Regions from separate parts of the Homo sapiens genome. Here region 1 is linked to region 2. A link is an interaction called in ENCODE POLR2A ChIA-PET data of the cell type or tissue named here. Cell type or tissue: PC-3. All regions are shown on one strand. Each heading gives the region's core, and the rest is flanking DNA. Links, peaks and the distances in the headings are about the cores only.

Evidence for each region. Peaks named below come from ENCODE experiments on the same cell type or tissue, not always from the same donor. Only the 100,000 strongest peaks of a DNase experiment are listed, where the experiment ranks them.
Region 1: POLR2A ChIA-PET joins it to region 2 with 14 read pairs; 4 of 35 experiments call an interaction of 5 or more read pairs at or near these places.

Annotation. Positions count from the first base shown.
Region 1 is chr20:58,148,565-58,151,477 of GRCh38, forward strand. It overlaps CIMIP1 (ciliary microtubule inner protein 1), which reads left to right and starts at 2,338. Exons shown (of 4, transcript NM_178456.3): 1 at 2,338-2,468. The coding sequence starts at 2,401. All of the region lies in intron 2 of LOC107985434 (a long non-coding RNA gene), which reads right to left. In PC-3, for the core only: no CTCF peak of the experiment used is centred there; a DNase peak (open chromatin) is centred at 1,327.
Region 2 is chr20:58,077,736-58,080,648 of GRCh38, forward strand. No RefSeq gene overlaps it. Among named protein-coding and RNA genes, the nearest start is that of CIMIP1, 72 kb to the right of the region's middle. In PC-3, for the core only: no CTCF peak of the experiment used is centred there; a DNase peak (open chromatin) is centred at 1,346; H3K27ac peaks cover 1,512 bases.

The DNA.
Region 1 (2,913 bases), core at 109-2,608, 71 kb after region 2:
AACCCAGACATTTATCCGGTACTCTACCCATTTCTAGTCCTGGACCCAGGCTACCCCGTGCAGATATTGCCAAGGAGAATGGAGAAGACTAGCAAACTCTTATTCATCCTTGAAAACCCAACTCACTCATCACCTCCTCTGTCCTCTTCTGTCTCATCTGGGGCTGGCTCTGAATCACATATACCCTATGTCATTTCGTATATAAGGCTGCGTTATCATTTAGTTGCATTCACATCTGCTTACCTGCTAGATTGAACTCCTGGGGGACGCATAGTGCCTGCTTCTCCATTTCTGCACCCATTTCATTTCCATGGAACCCTCCAGCTGCACCGGCCCCCTTTGCATTCTTCAAACACCCCATGCTGCTCCTGCCTCGGGAACTATACTCCACACCACCCGCTCTGTGGGAAATTCTTCTGATCTTCCACACCAGATCTGCACCCACATGTCTCCTCCTCAGAGAGACCTGCCCTGACCGCCTGTTTAACACAGCCCCACAGCCCCTGGCCTGTCCCTGCCCCCACTGGCCTCATGCCCTGGTGTGACTCTCTTCCTAGCACGTCATGCCTCTCTCCCTGGCACCAGGTCACACGTGCATTTGTTTCCTGGCTTCATTATCTGTCTTCCCACTCGATGTGCCAGCTCCAGGGAAGCAGAGACCTTGCAGGTCTGACTCCCTCCTGGCACCAGACACATCAAAAGCTCTCAACACACGTCCATAGGATGAAGGAACCCTCGATGTCTGGCACTGTTAATGAATTTAGTCTTAATTAATCATCTTAACAGAAATGTCTCAAAACCTCCCAAGGAGGAAAGCAGAATTTGTTCTTACTACATAATGGATCTTTCTTCCTAGCCATCCACTTATTTCCTCCCAGAATATCTTCCCCTCTGTTGTAAGAATGGAGACCTTGGAGAACAGTCCAGGAAGAAAATCCCAGCTTCCTGCCTAGAGATCTGTCCACCCTCTTGCTAGCCCACTAGCTTGCAGTTGGCTCAGCCGTGGACCTGGGATGTTATATATTCATTAATTAATCAATTCAGCTCCGATGCCAGCCTCTGCTTGCCCACTCACTAATCCAGCTGAGGGACAGTTGGGACCACCCTAATACTGGGCGTGGGCCAGGCATTTCCAACAGCCAAGAAAAGCACCATGTGCTATGAAGGGAAAACACACTAGCTGAGCTCCCCTCTAAACACCACACATAAGTACAAATCTGTTGATAAGGGAAGAGGCCATGGAGATGGACTAGGGAGAGTCTCAGATACCTAACTGGTGGATACACACACTGGCATCCTCCCAGACCAGTGCCCTGGTAATTATCTAGGAGGTGACCTGTAGCTCAACTGAGTCATGCTTCCTCCTCTCTCAGTCCCCCGAGGCAGGCTCTGGACACCTGCTCATCTCATGGCTGCTCAGCCAGAAAAATGTCCTCCTACATCGTGTAGATGATCCCCTTGCTGTTGTCTCAGAGCCATTTTCCAGCTCTGGGTCCACAACAATGGGGGTATGGTAGAAACCTAGGGGGTCAATGAATCAGTCAAAAAACACTGGCTGAGCACCCCAGCGATAGAGTGATTACTGCCTATAGGCAGGGAAAAAGAGTGTGGGGTGGTGGGGTCTGGAGGTAACATTATCCGTGAATTTCATTTAGGGATTGTTACAAAGAGTGGACGCCAACCAAAACGCATATTTTCTCCAAAGACATGTGCAGTAATATTTTAGCAGCACTTTTGTGGTGGCCAAAAACTCAATGCAACGCCCATCAGCAAATACTGTTCAGGAGCAGAAATGGACGCTAGGGCCACTCACAGCAACGGGGATGCTCTCTCAATCATGACACTGGGCAAAGGCAGCCAGGCACAAAGGAGAACATCTGGATGGTTCCACTCACACAAAGTTCAAATCACAGCAAAGCTAATCTTTGCAGAGGGAAGTCAATGAGAGCCAGGGAGGACGGTGACCCTGGGGGCCACTGGGGGAGGCTGGCAATGCTTTGTTTTCTAATCTCCAGGTGACGGTTACAGGCGAGTCCTCTCTTTGACATACTCAATTAAGCTCTGTACACTTGAGCGTCTGTCCACTCGTAGGTGTGCATACTTCCACTGCGGATTTAAACTTTCAAAGAAGTCTAGGGTGTTAGGTCTGGAGGTTTCCCCAAGGTTTTCCACAGATGAGCAAATGGGCCTAGAGGTGGACAAAGGGCCCAGACGTGAGCAAAGGATGGCAGCAAGCCCGGACCCAAGCGACGCGGCGAAAGCACAGCGACCCCACCCTCGCCAGGTGCAGAGCCATTTCCGCCTCCGAGTCCTGCGTTGCCTGGCAACCGGTCTCCCAGGAGACGCGAGACGCTGAGCCCAGGGCCAGAGCTTGCGGGGCGCACAGAGCCCCCAGGCCTCATGGCGCAGAAACCTCTCAGCACCGCGGCGGCTGAACGCATGAACCTTGTGGGTCAGGATGAGATCTGGTAACGCCTGGGATCGGGCAACGCGGTGGGCTCCTGTTCTCACCTGAAGTGTCCACATCTGGGGTCTCAGTTTCCCCACCAAGTCCGGGAAGTGATCGACCACTAAACTCGAGGGGCAGAGGGGCGTGCGCTGAGGATGGTCAGGGGCCTTGAGGAAAGGGGTCAATGTTAGGGACATGAGAGCGACAGGAGGGCCTTTCTCCGTCTCCTTCTCCCTCTCCTGTTGGGCCCACCACGAAGACGTGGGAGATTGGCTTTCAACAATCAGCAGAGATTGGCTTGTTGAAATCCAACTAACATGTTCATGTTTTTTTTTTTTCTTCAAATCTCAGCATCCAACCAGAACGTGTTCATGTTTTTAAGACTGATGATTTTTGTTTGTTTGTTTGTTTGTTTTTTGAGATGGAGTCCTGCTCTATCCTCCAGGCTGGAGTGCAGTGGCGCG
Region 2 (2,913 bases), core at 322-2,821:
AAAATGATAGTACTATAGAGAAGAAAACTACACAGCCATTAACAATCAGGTTTTTAGAAAACTCTGACTAATGCTAGAGAATACCTATGATACAATGTCACATGAAAAAGGTGGACTCTAAAACTACGGAAGACCTCTATTTTTGTAAACACACTTCCCAACCACACACACACACACACCAAAGACTTGAAAGAAATATACCACCACATTCATAGCATTTTCCTCTAATTAGGCAGTTACAGGTGGCTTTTATTTTCCTTTTATGCTTTTTTTCCCAGAGGTTTTCGACAAATATATGTTGCTTAAAAAAAATTTTTTTTGAGGAGTCTCGCTCTGTAGCCCAGGCTGGAGTGCAGTGGCATGATCTCAGCTCTCTGCAATCTCTGCCTCCCGGGTTCAAGCGATTCTCCTGCCTCAGCCTCCCAAGTATCTGGGATTACAGGTGCCCGCCACCACACCTGGCTAGTTTTTGTATTTTTAGTAGAGACTGGGTTTTACCATGTTGGCCAGGCTGGTCTCGAACTCCTGACCTCTGGTGATCCACTTGCCTCAGCCTCCCAAATTGCTGGGATTATAGGCATGAGCCACCACACCTGGTCGCTTAAAATTTTAAGTAACAAGTAGAGTGAGTGGCATCCCCGTTCCTGGTTTATCTCTGTGCCATCTCACGGTGGGGCAGACCAGGGGGAAGAAGAGAAGAAAGGAGAGGGAGTAGAGTTGGGAAAGGGCAGAGAGAGGGGAGGGAGGGAAGTGATGAGAACAAGCAGGAGGGTCTGGGAGGAGAGGAGAGGGGAGGAAAAAGAAGAGGAAAGAGTCCAGAGAGGCCGTGCTTTCTGCTAGGAATGGCTGGGAAGGACTTTAAAAGGAGCACAGGAGTTGGGTTTCCTCCAAAACACCCAGAGTCCTCGCCCACCCCCCACTCCTCCCTGCACTACCCCCCCCCCCACCCAACCATCACCACCACCACCAAGAGCAAACTCTAAGAGGATCTCAGGTGTTTTCCTGGATCACAGAAGCCCAGGGAGCAGACCCCACAGCTAACACTGACTCATGCCTCTTCCATGCCACCCCCTGCCCCTGTGCCCCAGAGCCTCCCTTGGTTCATTTTTGGCAATCCTTGGTTCCTACAATTCCTGCAGCTGCCTTGATTCAAACTCCCTCCCCAACTCCACCCCAGGCTTAAGGGTGGACTGGATGGGAGCTGCAGGTCATGGCGGAGGTCGGGGGGGATCTCCAGCCAGTTACACCCCAAGGAGATGGAAATCAAAGCCAATAGAAACTCCTGTTGTTCACCAGCCCCTTCAAACATCCTGCTTGGAGCAGATTCAGGCTCTGGAAAAGTTCACAGGAAATCCTGGAGATCAGATGCTTACTCAGCAACCACAAGCTTTATCTTGGGTCTGAGTCCCAGAAAACAAAGACAAAAGTTTCTTCTAAGACTCCCTTCTCCCTTCGCCAACTGGTGGAGCACCATTTCCAAATAAAGGGGCTCCAAAAGCAATTCTAAAGCAGAACTTGAAAGTCAAATCACATTCTCAAAGCTCGTGCAGTTAAAACACGGGTCAGATGCCCCCAGACAGAGTCCCCCCACAACCCGCCCTCCCACTAGCTGCAGAAAAGCAGCTAGGCTTGAGCCGTTCAATTCAGTAGCCATTAGGATTATGTGGTTCTTCAGCACCCAGTGTAGCCAAGGAATTGAATTTTTTAAGTTTAATAAACTTAAACTTTAAAACTGAACAGTAACATATTTGTCCATGAAGACAACTTTATTGTTTTGTAGAACTACTTACTGTATTCATTTCCAATTGCTACTGTGATGAATTACCAGAAACCTTGTCACTTAAAACAACAGGCTCGGTACAGTGGCTCAGGCCTGTAATCCCAGCACTTCGGGAGGCTGTGGTGGGCGGATCACTTGAGTCCAGGAGTTCAAGACCCAACTGAGCAACATGGTGAAACCCCATCTCTATTAAAATTAAGAAAATTAGTAAGGCATGGTGACACGTGCCTATAGTCTCAGCTACTTGGGAGGCTAAGGTGGGGAGGATGGCTTGAGCCTGAGAGGTCAAGGCTGCAGTGAGCTGTGCATTCCAAACTGGGGGACAGAGTGAGACCCTATCTCAAAAATAAAATAAAACAAAATAAAGCAACCCACACTTTTTATGTTACAGGTCTGGAGGTGAGAAGCTCAAAATGCGGCCTGCAGGCTAAAATGAAGGTGTCAGCAGGGCTGCACTCCTCTCTGGAAGCTCCAGAACAGAATCCCTTTGCCTTTTCCAGCTTCTAGAGACCATCCGCTTTCCTTGGCTCATGGCCCCTTTCTCCTCCTGCAAAGCCAGAAATGTTGAATCTCTCGGAATATCTACCATAGCCACAGCTCCATCTGACCACAGCCACAAAAGATTCTCCACTTTTAAGGACCATTATGATTATACTGGGCCACCTGGATCAATGCAGGGTAATCTCCTCACTTCAAGATCGGTCACTTAGCAACCTTAATTGAATTTGCAACCCAAATTCTCCCTTCTGCGGTATAAAGTCACATATTCACAAGTTCCCAGGATTAGGTCATGGTTGGAGGCCATTCTTCTCGCTACCACATTGCAGTTCACTGTAACCTTTGCATCAAATTGGGCATTACTGTGAGTTCTTGTGCAAGTGTTGGGCAAGTGTACCATTTCTAGCATCTCACATAAACACATCACCCACCTAGTTGGTGTCAATGGATTGGTTCCAGTGGGATGATTATTTTTCTGTGGACAAATGTAACATTGTAATATGTTTATTTAAATATATTATGCAGACTTACAAGTTACAGCGATATCTGTGTAATTAAATTGAAATTCTTATTATTTTGACTTTGATATAAACTGTTTTTCTAGTTTCAAAAAATAAATATGGACAAAATTTGAG